Linked DNA regions of Mus musculus: region 1 is linked to region 2. A link is a loop called in an ENCODE intact Hi-C map of the cell type or tissue named here. Cell type or tissue: left cerebral cortex. All regions are shown on one strand. Each heading gives the region's core, and the rest is flanking DNA. Links, peaks and the distances in the headings are about the cores only. Region 1 holds the start of Itgbl1 (integrin, beta-like 1). Region 2 overlaps Nalcn (sodium leak channel, non-selective).

Evidence for each region. Hi-C counts contacts between places; a loop is a spot of excess contacts. Peaks named below come from ENCODE experiments on the same cell type or tissue, not always from the same donor. Only the 100,000 strongest peaks of a DNase experiment are listed, where the experiment ranks them.
Region 1: it touches region 2 in a loop (2.5-fold over the local background); 7 of 42 quality-filtered maps call a loop at or near these places.

What each region holds. Positions count from the first base shown.
Region 1 is chr14:123,655,622-123,664,709 of GRCm38, reverse strand. It overlaps Itgbl1 (integrin, beta-like 1), which reads right to left and starts at 4,570. Exons shown (of 11, transcript NM_145467.2): 1 at 4,304-4,570; 2 at 3,202-3,419. The coding sequence starts at 4,401. In left cerebral cortex, for the core only: CTCF peaks have their summits at 3,383 (motif pointing right) and 4,590; DNase peaks (open chromatin) are centred at 3,401, 4,539 and 5,706.
Region 2 is chr14:123,367,534-123,376,621 of GRCm38, reverse strand. Nalcn (sodium leak channel, non-selective) reads left to right here. Exons shown (of 44, transcript NM_177393.4): 16 at 5,008-5,144; 17 at 6,543-6,684. Among named protein-coding and RNA genes, the nearest start is that of AA536875, 200 kb to the right of the region's middle. In left cerebral cortex, for the core only: a CTCF peak has its summit at 4,908 (motif pointing left); DNase peaks (open chromatin) are centred at 2,630, 4,885, 5,274 and 5,482.

The DNA.
Region 1 (9,088 bases), core at 423-8,422, 290 kb before region 2:
TGGACATTTTCAACCAGCTCAAACTAAAATAAGCACAGTTCTTATGATTCACAGTATAAGAATCCTAACTGACTATGATTTAAAAGGGCAGACTGTGCATAATGCAGATGTTTTGAGGCTAGGCCAAAATTGCTATCCTTGCTTGACCTTTTGAGCCTCAAATCAATAACAGGCCCTGACTACAGAAAGAAAATTAAATTAATCTCTGCCACAATACCCAACAATTCATAAGGCCAGATCTACCTATTTATCTTTTTACCTGTCCACCCACAATTCGATACACATCAAAACATTAGTATGCATTGAGCATTCACTTCATGTCAGACACTACATGAAACGTTTTATACACATTAAACTTTACAACAATCCTATAAGATCATTATTGTTGATCCTATAAGATGCTCATATTGTGGGATTGGAGAGATGGCTCAGTTATGAAAAGCAACTGTTACTCTTACAAAAGACCTAAATTAGTTCCAAGCAACCACATGGTAGCTTACAACCATCTATACCTCCATTTCCAGGTGACTGGACACCTGCCTCCGAGCTTTTCAGGAACCAGAAATACACATAGTCATGCAAACCTGCAGCAAAATATCATACACATAAAATAAACTAAATGCTTCTTAAAGATTTCTATTTCCTTTCAGATGAAGAAATGAAGGTTTAGATGTTTAAGTAACATCCAATTTCAAATAGTAGATGGACTAAGATTTGAAGTCTAAAATTTTCTGACAGATTATATACTCTAACTGTTATGTTCAAGGGCAGGATTTGTTTTCCTCAAAATCAAAAGGAAGTCTCTGTCTATTATTTTCCACAAAGGACTTGCAGGGGTATATCAAGTCAAATGTCAGATGGATTCACAAAACAAACAAACAAAACCAAAATTATTTTACCAGATTTTCATACTAATTGTGAAATTGAAAATAGGATGAAGAAGCTAAATCTGAAAGCGCAGAACAGGAGGATGAGTTGTCAAGGCAGCTCTGGGCTTCATGTGCAAATTCTTTCTGGGCCTGGCAAATGTGCTCACAGCAGTGTCAGGGCCAGATACCATAGAAGACCCTAAAGGAAAATTTCAGTGGCCGCCAGTAGTGCATGCATCCCTCTGCAAAGTAAAAATGTCAAAAGCACACAAATATTTCACTCAGCTGTGAACAAACAAGGACTTTGCCATTTACAGAAAGGCACAGAAAACATGTGACTTGGTCCTGTGTTTAGTATCAAGAAGGAAGGAATTCAGTGACTAAGATGTTATAAGTAAACAACCAGTTCCTTCAAGGAAGAAGAAGGAACTCCAAAACCCACAGCATCACAAGCCAGATTCACAGCAAGGTACCAGCCAGGACCCTTAGCAGGGAAGCTTATGGGATGGCATTCAGCCATCATTGCTAGTTTTACTAGCTAAAAGCTAGATCTCACCACTATATTTTTTTTAATCAAACAAGAACACTGAAAGCCCTGGATTGACTTTTTTTTTTTTCTTCAAAACATACCATTTTGAAGGCCTTGCCAGAGACAATAAAACCAGAGAGGCTGGTATAATGAGAATTTTGCTCTCTTTAAAAACACAAAAATGTTTTGGGAATATGTTTTTGTTTTAATTCCAGGTATGGGATATGGGAATGCTTCAGACTGATCATAGCAGATACCTATGATTTGTTGCATGCTCAGGAAGGGGCATGATTTTACCATCTGAAGATAGATTACATTTGAAATTCTGGGGACTCTTCAGAGGGTCCAAAAATGCCAGACCCCTGAGAGAGGATGTTGCTGCTCCAGTGTCGATGTGGCTGTAAGCAAAGAAATAAGTAGGAGAAATTGGATATCCTGACAACAAAGTTCAAACTTGCCCCAAGGAACTAGATGCCTCTAATCAGCAGGAATGCTCTGTTTCTCCTTTATCCTTCTTTTTCTCCTGCCTAGTGTTGGGATGTTGGAAAGGATAAGGGTGGAGTAGGAAGGTAGATTAAAAAGAACCCAATAAAGTATCCAAAAGTATGGTTACAGACTGGGTGATTGTTGAATTTGGAATGAAATGCAGATAAAGCTTTGCTTTCATTCCAAGGAGACACTCCTAATGATTCAAGCTTGAAGCTATTGTAGTTCTATGACCAGGGCTGAGTCACAGCACTCACGAGATCTCACAGACAAGCCACCTAGAAGCACCCATGCTCCTCTGAGAACCTTCCAGTATCACTTTTTCAAGTCTCATACAACCTAATTATTAGAACTCTCCCAGTGTACTCTTAGGTCCAGGTTCAGAGGGAAAACATTGCTGCTATAAATTTAGTTTTGATCTCTTGATGTTATTGTTGGACACCTTAGTTCTAGCAGACTCAAGGGTAAAATAACTTGCTTTGTTTTCCTACTCATCAGCCAAGCCCAGTTTGGCACATATCATTCTGGCTTTGCTAGTGAGGTTCCTGTATTGGTCAGGATAAATTAACTGAGGCAGGCTCATAGCCACAGTTAAATGGCCCAGTTACACAAAACTGTTAAAGAAGTTAAAGGTTCTGACCCTTTTCAGTGATGCTTTCTGATGAACTTGAACTATATCTTCAAAGAAAAAAAAAAGAGTTATGCTTACAAGTGTGCAAGACAAACAACAGCTCAGAATTCCAAGCAGTTAAAACAAAATGTATCCAAGTAAATATGTGACTTGGTAATTTTTTTTCTATCATGGTTTTAGATATGTTCCTCTCTATCTCTCTGTGAAGCACACCCTAAAAATGAAAGGCAAAGTAGAGCTCAAAGATGCAACCTGCCTGCTTCCCTATATTGTCTATAAAATGAGGATCAGAATCTTCAAATATGATAGGTAACATGTCTGAGAGGGGTAAGGGAGTCCATCAAGGTAACTCTAGTTGTGAGGCTGTGAAGAATCAAGTCCATGATTAGGAGCCACAGGAGAGGCAAGTGAAATGTAGAATGTAAGTATGTATATATAATACATATTTATATATATATTTCAATATATGTTTATATCTAATATATTTATATATACATATATGTTTGTTATTATATTTTATAAGCATATAATATAGGCTTATATTTATAGTTTTCACTTAAGTGAGAGTCCCAGAAGAAAAGAAATATTGTAATAAATGATGCCAAAAATTCATAGAAGCATGACCTCTGATAGTAATAACTGGATGCAGGTGACTCCCTAGGGAACAAACAGCGCCTCTGCATTACCTGCACAGGTTTTCCCGTCGTAGGTCTCGCATATCCACTCATGGCACTCACACAGTGGACCGAAGTAGGTGCCAGGTTCGGTCACGTGACAGATGCAGACCCCACACTCGCACCGGCCACGGTCATGGCACAGAGCGCTCCCTGGGGGCTGCCCAGGTGCACGACATCTGCGTTCGGACTCTGCCCGGGACAGCCTGCAGGGGGCGCCCGACAGGCTTCTGCAGGAGATAAGAAAGGCCACAGCTAGGCCACAGTCAGACACAGACCCCGCCCCTTCTACTCCCAGCCCACACTCGGTGGAGAAGAGGCCTGCAGCCTCATTTCTCTGTGGGCCAAGCAAGCCTCTGAAAGGTTGTTTTAAACACGACTAAAAATAGCACCTTCCAGTAGACAGAGGCGACGGCCTCTTGCTCCTTGGCGGATTGCCACTGAATCTTAAATGCACATTTTGATTAAATGCAAATTAGTCTGAAGTATGATCCTTGGCTGGCTTTTTGTTCTTTCTCTTTAAAAAGCGCTCATTGCTATCTAATAGCTAGAGGGAGATTACTTGGTAAAAATAAAGAGAGGAATGTATAGAAAAAGTTTAATGTATCATACATATGGTAGGAAGTAATGCTTTTAAATTATACTTGAAGCAGACATTAAGTAGTCTATGTTTTAAAAGTTGGAATGGAACTTGTTGCCTTTTTCAAAATGCAATGCAAGGTGTGACAGGGCCATCAAGCGGGTGCTATATTAAAAAGTGGAAAGAAGACTGCCTTACAGGCTATGGGATCAGACAAGTGTGCATAAGTACATCTTTGACTTGAGGTAAGTAAAAGTAACGACAAAAACAAAAAAACCCTAACATGTATTTGCAGGGGGAGAAATGATATCCGCTTTATTCAATGAGTAATTTTCCAAAGGAAAAGTGAATGAACAGATTATGAAGCAACATTAAAGTTAGATATAAGGAAAGAAAAGGCAGAACAGGTTGAAAACTGTTAATCTAACGTCCCACTTAGTAACTGCTCTTGGCTTGTGACAGTCATCTGTAAGCTTGAATTCTGCTACCCACGGCAGGGCAGGTGTGTCTCAAACAACAATAAACCAAACTTACCTCAGAGATGGTAAGAAGCTTTGAGGAGCAGCTGACAGCCCAATGAAGAGAAGGGAGGACACCAGCAACAAGAAGTTCCTGAAGCCTGGAGGATGCATGCTGAGCTCTGCAGGAGGGAGGGCAGACCAGCTGCACTGCTGCTAGGTGGGGCTTCCACCCGAGGCAGCAGGAGGAAGTGTCACCAGCAGATGTCCAGGCAGAAGGACTTGGGATAGCGGAGCTCACAGGTTCTGGGCTCCTCCTGGAAGCTCAGTTGCCTGCGAAGACTTGGGCAGTGGATCCGCTTTGGGCGGGGTGCGGGTGCCAAACTCCTCCAGTGGAGAGTCTAGGCAGGGAAGTAATTAGAAACAGTTGTACAAGCAGATGGTTTATTTTGACATTTTAAAAAAGTGTCCTGTTCACAGATTTGAGAAAATCTTGTCTTTCTTCAAGTACAGGCCCCCGAAATATTTAACAAGAGGATATTTGGACTGGCTGATTGGAAAGGCACCGTTAAAATAATTCCTGAATTGTGAAAAGGAAGGGGAGGGCTATGGTAAACACGGAAAGGAATCGCCTCCACCAGCAGTATTAAAAGAAGCCCCATTGGCGGCTTGAGAGATGCAAATGAACAAAGCTGGCAATCACAACTTTGTATTTATTAAGCTTTGTCTTTAACCATGGGTATTTTATTCCCTAAATGTCTAAAAGGTGTATTTTTTTCTTCCAGTTATTCAGGCCAGTTTCTTATCGCAGCCACATTTTTTTTTCTTGACTTGGACAGTCCAAATTAAAGTTGTTCCAAATCCACGCTATTCTTTCCTGTGATTTCAGTAGGCAGAAACAAAATAAAATATATGTTTAAAGTGTGATTTGCACTAAAAAAAAAAAAAAATAAATCAGCAGTGTTTTTTAGTCACCTACTCAGCGCCAGCCTCTGATATTAATTCTGATTGTGAGAATGATCACACATTGTTTTGCTAATTACACTTCTATCAGGCACCAGACTCTGTGCCAGATGGAAGAGGCATACAAAGGACAAAGGGGACATCTTCCTTTTCAGGAAGGCAGAGGACTGGTAAACTGTCAATCAAAACAAAAACACCAATTCCAGAGGACCAGGGATTGCAATGGAAAATTACTTCCTGATTAGATGCAGGTAACAATCACAACTAAGAAGGGAGGAGCTGAGCTGAAAGGCTAAAGAAGGAAGATTTAACCTCGATGATAAATGTGGGGGTGGAAGAGAAAAGAGATGCAATTTTATTTTATCGCTACTTTAAAGATAAAACCTGAGATCAAAGATATGAACTGATGATTCACTGGGACTCATGTAGGACCTCAGCGTTCACTCAGAGTCACCCACACCGTATGGCCATCTGGGAGAGTGTGCAGATGGAGGAAAGTCTTGAAGAACACTTTATATGTAAAGGCGTCTTCTGATGTTGATGATCCCTGGAATCAATGTATAGGACACATGGCTTTGTAAGCTTTCAAGTTAGACACAAGCTCCTGCAGGGAAGAATTTCCTCTGGCATTTCCGAAAGTGGATAAAGGTACAATACATCCCAATACTGGCTGCTAGAGCAAGCAGGAACAGAAGTGCCCTTGACCACGTTTGTGTTTCTCTCTTTGCTTAGATCTGTACCAAGAAGAGCTTTGCATGGACACCAGTAAAGAGTTGACGTTTATCAGTCCTTAGGTCCATCAGGGGATAGACTTGTAATAGGTATACAGTACATGGAGTACTATTAGAGGCTTTCTGAGGAGAGAATTCTGAGATATTCATACCAGAGTATGACCCAGAAAGAAAAGTCTGAGTTCCAAGTTGGCAGGTTCCCTGCACCAAATGACCTGCTCATCTCGTAGAGAAGGATTGTTTTAAAGAGAGGCTGATAGGGGAGTTCAGTGGTTGAGAGACAGAATGGGAATCTGGTTCCCAAGTGGGGTCCATGGATCAGCAGCATCAGCACCACCTGGAAACTTGCTTGAAATGTGCATCTTCGGGCTTCTTCATCAAACCAACTGAATCGGTGGTGCGGCAAGAAATCAGCTTTCACCAAAGAAAAAGAGATGCCTTGCAATGTATAGGACACAAGGCTGGGGCTAAGGGTGTCTCGATATAGCAGTGGTCTTCCCATTCCCAGCATGGGCGTTAGCATTACATTCCTTCCCACCCATACCTAAGACAATGGAGACAAGTGGATGGGCTTTCCTGTAAACATCAGGGAACCCTGGAGATGAAGGGAAGATGAAATAACAGAGAAGCATCTATCTCAAAGCTTGAGTAGGAAATTGCAGTGAAAACAAGAAGCTTTAATATGAAGCATGTACTATTTATCCTCTTTGCTTCCCTACCCCCCACCAGGGGGAAAAAGACTCATTTTTAAATGGAGAACTGATTTTTGAACATTTTGAATATTTACTTTGTGGATTAAAATGCTGTTTTGAGGCTACTGTTTTCTCACCCTCATTCAATGTAGCATTCGTGTGTGTGTGTGTGTGTGTGTGTGTGTGTGTGTGTGTGTGTGCGTTATTAGAAATACACATTTCTAGGCTCTTCTCCCAGTTCAACTGAACCATGAAGTATATTTAAATAATATCCCAAGAAATTTATTTGAACCAAAGAATGAGGATATATATGATTGAACTTAAAGCTTTAAGCATGCTATGCAAAAGCTCTACCACTGGGCTACATCTCCATCCCTTATTGTGTTTTATTTTTTTAAGATAGATTCTCAGTGAACTGTCTTGGCCTGAACTCATCATACAGTCCTGACAGTTGTTACTCTAACAATCCTGACAGGCCTTAAACATGTGATGCTTCTGCCTTTGACGCCTACCTAAGTAGCTGGAATACAGACGTGCATCATTGGACCCTACCAGTTTTGCGAGTGTGCAACTGTGTAGTAAAAACAGTATATACTAGGCGGCTGAGGAGATTTAAAAATTTGAATCATTTCAATACAAGGCTTCAAAAATTAGGTTATGGTTGACAAGGTGACTCAGTAAAATGCCTTAGAACCTCAGAAACTCTGTCAAAATAAAATGGTTAAGTTTTCATTTGCTGTGGTTTTAAGCAAATTAACTTTCTTTTTTTCCTGCCCTAGTATTAAATATTCACTTCCTTACCTCTTTTGCTTTGTATAAATGTCCTGTGTTTCTCAATTCTTGAGACATGAAGAAAGTCCCTGAGTCATGTATGGCACAAAGCAATAAAGAAAGGCAAGAACCCATGTACCCTTGCATGTAGAACCAAACTCAAAGAGAATGGAAGTCTCTCAGTAGCTGACAGTCGTTCTTAAATCTTTGGGCCACAAAACTATAGAATTTAAGGACTTAACAGTTTCCTTAAGACTGTTTGCTTCTAACACATAAGTGGATGCTCACAGTCAGCTAATGGATGGATCACAGGGCCCCCAATGGAGGAGCTAGAGAAAGTATTCAAGGAGCTAAAGAGATCTGCAACCCTGTAGGTGCAACATTATGAACTAACCCGTACTCCGGAGCTCTTGACTCTAGCTGCATATGTATCAAAAGATGGCCTAGTCGGCCATCACTGGAAAGAGAGGCCCATTGGATTTGCAAACTTTATATGCCCCAGTACAGGGGAACGCCAGAGCCAAAAAGTGGGAGTGGGTGGGTAGGGGAGTGGGAGGGGTATGGGGGACTTTTGGGATAGCATTGGAAATGTAATTGAGGAAAATATGTAATAAAAATTATTTTAAAAAAAGACTGTTTGCTTCTAAATTAAACTTGCTGACAGCGTACTTGCCATACAATGGTGCCAATTTGGCAAGAAGACAAAAAGCTAGCACAGCTTATCTTTGAAAGCTGCTCCTGGGTCTTTAACCTTTGACTCCATGCTATTCGAAGAGGTCATTAAAATAATGACCTAAACAACAGGCTGGATTTGAATGTTTGAAGGCATGAAAGTATCTTTACCAGGGTCACTGCCTACACATTTATTTCCCCAATAATTCTATACTTCTTAAAGGCAAGCATTCCATGTCTTTCACATCTGTCTCACAAACTACAGCTTCAAGGTATTGATACTCTAACTTCAGCCATGATCATTCCACTGGTGCACTGCATGAGTACAAGTATATTCCACAAGCACATCTACCCCTGTAAAAACTTTTCTACCCTCAGTTTTTTATCCAAACAGTAAAATTCACTATAGACACCATGTTGTGTTTCTCTCACCCTTTCTAAAGTATAATGAACACACCTGTACATCACTTTACAAGTAATCAATCACAGAGTTGATAAAGTTGGTGAGAGGATCACACACTTAGACAACCTCTGCTTTCAAAACAATAGTGGTTTCATTCAAATAGCACACACTGACTGAGACTCTCTCCAGTTACTGGTTTAACTATGATCAGTCTTTCTTTTCATAAGAATTTCCTGAAAAAAATCTATTAGTTGCTATACACTTTTATTTTAGGAGTTTTTCCACACTTTTATTACCACCATGAAAGACATCCTCTAATATTACTATATATCAATATACAATTAATGTATTAAATGCATTAAACATATATGTCTTGACTATAAGATCTGAGAATTCAGGATGAGGCAATAGTGCTAACTCTGGCTTATGACACAAGGAGTGGGGACCTGGAAATATCGTAAGCAGAAGGAGTAGAGCTCAGTGCTGTGTAGCCTAGAGTTCCTCTAGGGACTTGAACTCAAATATAAATGGGGTGTTTTGTTTGTTTGTTTGTTTTGTTTTGTTTTTTCATTTTTAATTAATTTTAAAAAATTCTCTCTCTCTCTCTCCTCTCTCTCTCTCTCTCTCTC
Region 2 (9,088 bases), core at 645-8,644:
TTCAGCTCCCCAATGCCAGCAGTGATATCGCAGCACGACAGATGCCGAGCTGCAGAAGAACACAGCTTAGATGTGTGTGTGTGTGTGTGTGTGTGTGTGTGTGTGTGTTTCTTAAAAGCTCAAGGTTTGAAATTTATTTCTTTTTCTGATTGTAATTTATCTTTTGCATATGCACTTTTCCCTCCTTTGCTGTGTGAGCCTGTCACAGAGCTATCATCTGATCTGTGGGGTGCAGACAGACTTCTTGTTCAGTTGAAGCCATTATCAACTCCCTCCTGTGTGCCATTCTTTACATTAGATTCTTCAACAGGAAGAGGAAAGTCTTAGCATCCTCTATATTACCTTTGTCTCCAGACTTTGGATCTTTTACATTTTAATGAACATTTACAATTATAATTACTTTATTTTTAAAAGACTTGCTTTGGAGGGGGGATAGTTTAATGATCATAAATTCATATATAGGCCTTTTATTGATTGTAGCCATTCATCTGTATCAAAGAATATTTGCTTTTAGAAAATATGCCTGGGAGAGAGAGAATAAAAGGTTAGGATGAGAGGTAGATAATCATTTCACCGAATTTTAAGTATCTTTGTGAGTGGTTTCAAATGCCATGAAGTTGCTTTTATCTGATCTTGGTGACCTTGATCTGCCCCACCCCCAGAATGCCCCCCACCCCAGATGACCAGGTCCATTTCCTATCTTGTTCCTTTTTTCTTTTTCTTGTGTTTTTTGTCTTGGTCAGGCTTGTGCTCTGGGGATGGCAGAATGATAAAAGTTATAATGGTGATAAAATAGGAGTTATATGACTTTGTTTAAATGTATCAACTGTCCACTTTTAAGTGGACTGAAATAAACATAGGGTAAGACCATTTGCTGATGTTTACAAACATAATACACCCAAACTAAACATACCAAGACAACTTCATGTTAGAAACCTGTCTCACCATTGTTTTCAACCTGCCCCTGGAACACTGATCTCACTGGAAATTAGCAATATAGATTAATGTTGTCTATTTGTGGACCTTACAAGCTTGTCTTCCAATATATGTTCTTTTGTTATGTCTGATTTCCTGCCCTCAATATTGCAGTATAAAATCTGACTACATTTTTATTAGGCTGCACCTCATGCATTTCAAGTGTCTAAATAGACCACAGTTTGTTTTTCTGTTCTATTGATAGGCATTTGGGTGGGCTGTAGTCTGGATGCACAAATGTCATTGCCATAGAGATGAAGGCATGGCTGTGGTATACACACTCCTTCCACAACAGGCCCATGGAGGTGTATAGGAAAAGAAGGAACTCATGGAACTTCTGGAAAGGGGCTGTTCCTGCTCATAGGAGGCAACTCGATGTCCTCTTTTCGAGCTGCCACTCCCTCTGTTCTCTCCTGACCCAACTGTATATCTGAGCATCCCTGGTTCTCACCATTCAAAAGGAAGATTTTCAATAACACAGAGAACCTTCTGAGTTATTCAGAAGAGCTTTGCTCTTTGTAGTGTTGTGGTTCAATGACCAACTCCTGCTGAGCTTCAATTTGTTCCTGACCATATTCTATTTTCACTCTCTGGGAGGTGCTATGAAAGGAAATTTAAAAGTGGAATCCTGCCCTGAAGGAGCTTAAGTGCTCTTGGGAATATTAATATACCCTAATGCAAATTAGAATTCTACAAGATCCATTTTAAAAACGTGAAAGCAAGGAGATTTTACAAAATAGTATTAGTCTACTGTATTGATCACTGTATTCTAGGGCTTGGTTAGCTTTAATTTGATATATTACCATCATGCCCTTGACAAACATGGTCCAAACATTCATCAGCTTTTCAGTGACAAACATCATGATCAGCTAAATGCTGCAAGAATCTAATTTCATTCCATTTTGCAAATGGAGAGTTCTTACATGCTACCTAAAAAAAAAATTAGCTGCCCAATTAACACATAGATACTGTCTATACTTCTGTTCACTCTACCAGGCTTTCTTTTGTTTCTACAAAATCTGTGACGGAATCTCTCTCTATCACCCACTTAGTGTCATTTATTTGGTAACAGTTTTTTTTTTCCTCTGACTTCATGTTAACTACTGTCCCAGGACACAGGATGAATGTGAAGAAACAAACCCCACCAGTTTCCCAGCCGCCCAGGCCTCATACTCTTGGAGAAAGTGCTTGACATATCTTATGTGAAACAAAATTCCTTACAATGATAATGTGAATGGTGCATTTAACAATTTTCCCCCAAACCTACTGAGCTTCAGAACAAGACATTCCTGGAATATTGGGCTTTTGCAGAAATAAACGGCTAATCATTCTGGATGAGGTGTGTCAGGGATCATCTGATGTTTACATTCCTTATTGGAGAAATGGAGGGAGATTCAGAACAAACACTGAGAAGAAGGCATTTGACATTCAAATAAGGTTGGAAGAACGAGCCACAACACTACAGAGAATCACAGGAAGTCAAGATGTAGTGAGCCCTCAGCGCTCACAGGAAGCCTTGATTCAGAAATTAATTCATTGACGCTGGAGGGGTTCATGGCTTCTGATTCACAGAGCTACCAGTCTTTTGATAACTGCTGCAGCAGCCTAGAAAACTGTTAAAACATGTACTAGATTGAACATCAAGAAACTGAAGATTTCTCACTGCCTCGATCCATATGAACAGCCACATTCTATGTCCCAGCTCAACATCATGTGAGCTCCTAAAAAAAGATCCTCTGAAAAACTATGCGAGAACCTAAAATCCCAAGAACAAGTAGAAGTTCATGAAGTTTAAGGAAGTAGAGATGGGGCAACAGGATGCAGCAGGAATGAAGGGCTATGCTTGTGGGGGTCTCAAGAGGATGTGATGTGGACACCCAGATAACTAAAGCTAGACAGGTGGAGAGAAAGGAAATGAGACTTTGAGTCCAAATGGAAGGTTTTGACCTCTTTATTTTATTTTTATTTTTTTGTATTGGAGTAACAACAGATAGGTTTTAAGATTGAGATTTTTGTAACCACAAAATGCAGGAATAGGTGATAAGGAGCTAACATGGAGGTAGAGAACCCTAACAGGGCTTGTGAAGGTCCAGTCAGGTTCTGGTGAGGATGAAAGGAGTCAACAGATGGAGATGGTTTTAGGGAGATCTCAGGATTCTCATTTTGATGAGATGCTCTGACTGACATACACTTTACCACTGTGTCTCACCCTAGCAGAAAACACAATTCAGTCCACATAGCTTAGACCCCGCCCCCAAGAAGTGGAGACAAGAATCACACACTGCAGCCTGGGAGGTCTGTCAGTGTGGGAGAAATAATACCATGGTTTATTTTTTTCTCATTTCTTGCCTTGGGTTCCCAAGCACTCTGGTCACATCTCTTTATCTTTCTTTATCTTTCTAGGTAATTGGTCACATTATCTTTCTAGGTAATTGTCTATTCAACTATCCAGTGGGTTGTGATATGAGCTGGGTCGGGGGGAAAGGCAGGCGCCCTTTGATTTTTATAGCCTCAGAATTTTGCACGGGATCTGGCTCCCTGGATTGGTTCTAGAAGTGACAGCACAAATATCTAAACAAATGAGTCAGTAAATGCAATTGAGCAAGCTCCTACCTACACTATCAATCTCATCCGTCTCTGGCCTGCTATCACGGATTGCCTTGCTCTCTGGTCGGTCTTAATAAGTCAGCAGCTTTTTCTTTCCTTCTGGCCCCTACTTACCACTCGCAAATTTTCACCAGTTGTGTATCAGTGGCCCATTAGAAGTCAGTTACTTCTTCATAAGCTTTCATTGATGTACAGAGTTACTTTTCAGATTACTCTCATGCCATGGAGATTTCTGTGCTCTTTGTTTTGTGACCTTGGATGCTAGAGCTTTACTATCATCATCATCATCATCATCATCATCATCATCATCATCATCATCATCATCATCATCATCTCACCCGTCCCTTCTGATTAGCAAAATTTTTCTGGGCTTCTACTGACTGATAATTTCCTGATCTAAACTTTGAAATTTGAAAGCTGCATATGTATCAAAAGATGGCCTAGTCGGCCATCACTGGAAAGAGAGGCCTATTGGACACGCAAACTTTATATGCCTCAGTACAGGGGAACGCCAGGGCCAAAAAGGGGGAGTGGGTGGGTAGGGGAGTGGGGGTGGGTGGGTATGGGTGACTTTTGGTATAGCATTGGAAATGTAAATGAGCTAAATACCTAATAAAAAATGGAAAAAAAAAAGAAAGGAAGGAAGGAAGGAAGGAAAGAAAGAAAGAAGGAAGGAAGGAAGGAAGGAAGGAAGGAAGGAAGGAAGGAAGGAAGGAAGGAAGGAAGGAAAGAAAGAAAGAAAGAAAGAAAGCCCACATTACACAAGAGGCTTTGATGCTCTCTTAACCCGTTTGGAGTTAGTAAGACCAGTGTTATAGTTTGGAGAGGGATAGGAAACAGGGAAGAAAGATTCACTGCAATACACAGAGTGGTTCGTCTTAAGAGGCAGTAAAGAGTGAAGAGAAGTCACAGGAAAAGCCAGCATTGGAAGGAGGAAGATAAGAAAGCATGGACTGGATTCAAGCCAGTTATTGATTCTTAGTTCCACGTCTGCCCCAGATAAACCTTGGCTTACAAGAAATCAAATTTGTGCAGATGTAAATACATCCCCTTCAGTTAGCTAAGGAGATAAGCAAGTCTGCCTGTGCATAAAATAAATCCAAATGTTTAATTGTAAGTAAAAGCTAAAGATGTTGTGTGTGGGGTGAAAGGAGACTTGTCATTGAGAGTACAACAACAACAACAACAACAAAAACCTTCCTTTGAATTTTATTTTAAATTGGTTTAGTTTGTTCTTAACTTTTGTCCTTCCCTGAACTCAGTTTTAGGACTCAGTGAACAATCTCTGGGACCGCTGGGTGATGTGCATGGTGGGTCTTTTCTTCCATCTAGCGGCGATATGTGTAATTACATGTTATTCTCCCAAGTCTGAAATTGTTCATTACAATGGGATTCAATTTTCTTCTCCCCCACCCCACCCTTTAGCTAAAGCAAAGTGAAGCGAACGCGGACACCAAAGAAAAACTCCCTTTGCGCTTGAGAATCTTCGAAAAATTTCCAAACAGACCGCAAATGGTGAAAATCTCAAAACTTCCTTCAGATTTTACAGTTCCTAAAATCAGGTATCAGATTGTTTCGTTGACTGTATCTCTTCACAACGTGGCTTACCATCTAAGTTAACCTCAGCCTTCTTTCAGACTGGCACGTGGGTAGGTTTGGGGTTGTGTTTGAAATTGTTATCTCCTGTTCTTCTCCCTGCCTTTGTGGTACAAAGCCTTTGAGTTCCATGAGTCATCCCTTCAGAGAAGAAGCAAGTGAGACACAAGCTTGTGTCCCCGCCTCCATCTGAAGACTTTTTGGTCATGAGACCTCCTAGGTATAGACAAGGTGGACTTTTCAGTCATTAGACCTCCTAGGCATAGACAAGGTGAACTTTGCTCAGAGGGAAAGAGGACAGACTTCGATGTGAGCACTTTATCTCTAAATACATCAGGCAGGCAGCTCTGGAAGGTGTCTTTGTTACAGCAGCATTGGCTTATATGGCCATCTGGTCACAGTGTAATCTGCCTCCCACTGGTTAAAAGAACCTTAACATTTACACCCACACTGATTCAGTTTGCACTAGCTTTGCCTTCCTGCTAAACAAATGCATTCTTAAGGTGCTTGGAACTTCCTGCTTTTAATAATTGGAGGAAAGTCTTCCAATGATAACTCAAAAGGCTCCAGGTACAATCATGAAATCATATAGACTTTTCCATTTTTTTAAAATTTATTCACTTATTTATCTTTAAACATCTTGGTGAGGGATTAGGGAAGGTTGAGATTAGGTGCAATGCCAAACACTTGAAACTCCAATAGAAAAAGAGGATCATGTCACTTAATGCCTGGAGAGAGTTCTGGACATTTTCATGGTTTTATCAACATCAGATATGTTGATGCAGATGGTGATGCTTACTGCATTACTGGGTGTACAATGCAATCTTATGGGGCCACCATTTGCATGCAGCCTATTGGTGACCAAATTGTAGCCAAGTTGCACATGACAGCATTTCTTTTTCTGATTTTAAGTTGCTTTCTTTGTTTACTTGCATTAATGTTATTTAAATTTTTCATATTTTGGTGATCAGATGAAGTCTTTTCCTTTTGAGTCTTTAAATGTAAAATTATCTCTCAAGGACTTTTATGATGAATAGAAGTTTGAAAAGATGAATTAATTCTTTCAAGTAGTAGGGAGAAAATAAAGTATCTCATTACCACGGTAGGATTCAAATCACACCATCAATTATTAGAAACCCTTGCTTTTAAGCTATTTCAGGGACATTATGTCTTTAAACAGGAGTTTGCAAGGATTCAGGAAGCTTTTTCCCTAAGTTAAATAATTTGATAATTAAATCCAACCATCGCCCTTGGTATGACACATCTTTATTTTTGTGATCTTCTGCACTGCTTCATTGTCTCTGAAATGCCACCTCCCATTCTACTTCCTGAGTAACCCTGATCTGTGTGCTTCATTCACAAAGGGAAAGCTTCATGAAGCAGTTCATTGACCGCCAGCAACAGGACACCTGCTGTCTCTTCAGAATCCTCCCCTCTACCTCTTCCTCATCATGTGACAACCCCAAGAAGCCCACAGCTGAAGACAACAAATACATTGATCAAAAAGTAAGAACCACTGTCTCCATCACCAAACCCCTCTAAAGCACATGTTAGAGAAAAATGTGGCACAATTATTTAGAGTCCTCAATTCCTAAGTCTGTAGGGAATAGAGAAGAAAATAATAAATAGATAGGTGTATGTGTATATATGTACATATTGTTTGTGATGTAATTCATATTTCTATTATGTTAAAAACTCGAATGCCAACTTGCTCCTGTCCAGGCTCTCCTGACCCTCCTCTACCCCACAGAGCTGATATGTATTGTGTCCTCTGTCTTAGTCATCTTGCCCTAGGTTATGTCAATGATTATTGCCTTTGTGCTATGTCTCTTCATTTTAAAGAACTTTCCCTCATTTATTTTCTCTTCACCATTCTCAGATCTCATTCCTCATTCTTGTAGAGAACACTCTGTTGCTAATGTCTTCTCTTTTTTTTTTCATTCATTTATTTTTTGTCAGTTGAAAATAATTAGGTTTGTATCTGGTTGGTTAGATTTCATTTTCTTTGGGGAAAGCCTGTGAGATGTTGTCTGCATTCTTGGGGCTCAAAAATTTTATTAGTATATACCTTCTCTGTCCTTTCTCATCAAAATTTCACCAACTGGGAAGGGAGATTTTTCAAAATAAGACACTTACACAAGGACATTCCACCTATGACTTGTTTAAGTGTGGCATATCCATTTTAGGACTGCCTTTCTCCCTGTCAATTACTGTCTCTACTTTTGTCCTTGGCATTAATATTTTGTTTTCCCCCTACCTGGTTTTTTTTTTTTTTGTGGTCACAAAATTGACTTTAGATGATACCATATTTGCTTTCATTTGTGTAGTGAGAGATTATGCCATATGTGTGGTACTTTTAACTTCTTTTAGTTGGTTCTTGATTTTGCTTGCTTGAAATAAGACCCTATGGTATCTATACTTCCCAGTCAGTACCATAAACAGGTAAAGAAACAACAGCCCAAGTAGACACAGGAAAAATGTTTGGAGAAACGGTAACCTAGTCCAGGACAGTCTGCAGTTACATTTTGCATTTCTAGAAAGCAGATTGGTTTTGTCTTAGTGTATTGAATTTGTTTCATTATGTTTCCAAACTTGACTATAAGCCAGAGGTGAAGTGGCCTTCTCCTCACCCTGACTATGCTAGGGTTATGACTACCTGCATCCAAGAGAAAGACAAAAAAAAAAAAAAAGCTGATGTCCCCCAAATACCCAGTGTGACAAAACCAGGACATACTTTCTAATCATTAGGAACACTTTCCCACAGAAAACTGCAAATCAACCTCTTCCTTAAAAGAGAATATGAAGTTTTCACAATTCCTGGGTAGGATGCCCATCATTTGTTGAGGAAAGGAAACAAGCATGTTGGCAGGTGTCAGGGAGGGGTGTAGCAGAGGGGAGTCTCTGTTTACCCAAGCTGCTCCACCATCTACTATTTAGTTTAGACTATCAGAGCTTAAAATGCTACTTCTTGTTTTCTTCATAACATTTTGTGAGTGTGGCTGCTCTTTAGCTTACCAGAGCCATTGAACCCTGGGTGCCATCCATATTATTTATCTTGGACCAAGATTTTGAAGGTGACAGTTATCCCCCAGCCTCTAGAGTTGATTAAGACCCATCTTGTCTGTTAAACAAGACCATTATAGATAGCCATGTGTTTCTCTTCATCTCATCTCCATCTGGTAGACCTTACACAGAAAAACTATAGTTGGGAGGGTTCTCTCATGATATTTATTCTAACCTGAGCTAAAGCTGCGAAGTAGAATGCATATCTACCTCCAGGTCTCATCAGCTGATCCTAGGAGTGAGCACTACCTGTGTTACCATGTGTCCTAATTTGTTTTCTGTTGCTGTGGTAAACACCATTACCGAAAACAAAGTGAGGAGTAAGGGGCTTATTTCATCTGATAGGTTATAATCCAGCAAGGAGGGTAGGAACTCAAGGCAGGAACTTCAACTGGGGAAGAAAACTGCTTACTGTCTTGTTCCCTCTGGATAGCTTTTTTTACATTGCCTGGGCTCACACCCCGCAAGAGTGGCACTATCCACAGTGAGCAGGAGCCTCCTACGTCGATTATAATCGAGAAAATGCCTCACAGCCATCCATGTTCACAGGCCAATTTGATGGAAGCAACTCTTCGACTGAAGTTCCTTCTTCCTAGGTGTATCTAGGTTTATACCATATTGAAAAAAATTAATCAGGTTACCATGTAACTAGCCTTCAACTTTTGGCCCTATTTTAGTGGTAGGAAATTAGACTTCTTCCTTTCTAGATCCACTGTGTGCAGCAGCATCTTCCATCTGTTTCTGGAGCTGTTTATAAATACTTAGGATTTCTCATCTCTGTTTTAGAGTCTTTGTCTAGGGCAATCTGAGACACAGAAACTTGTGTGTTTCCATGGTGAAGACTTCT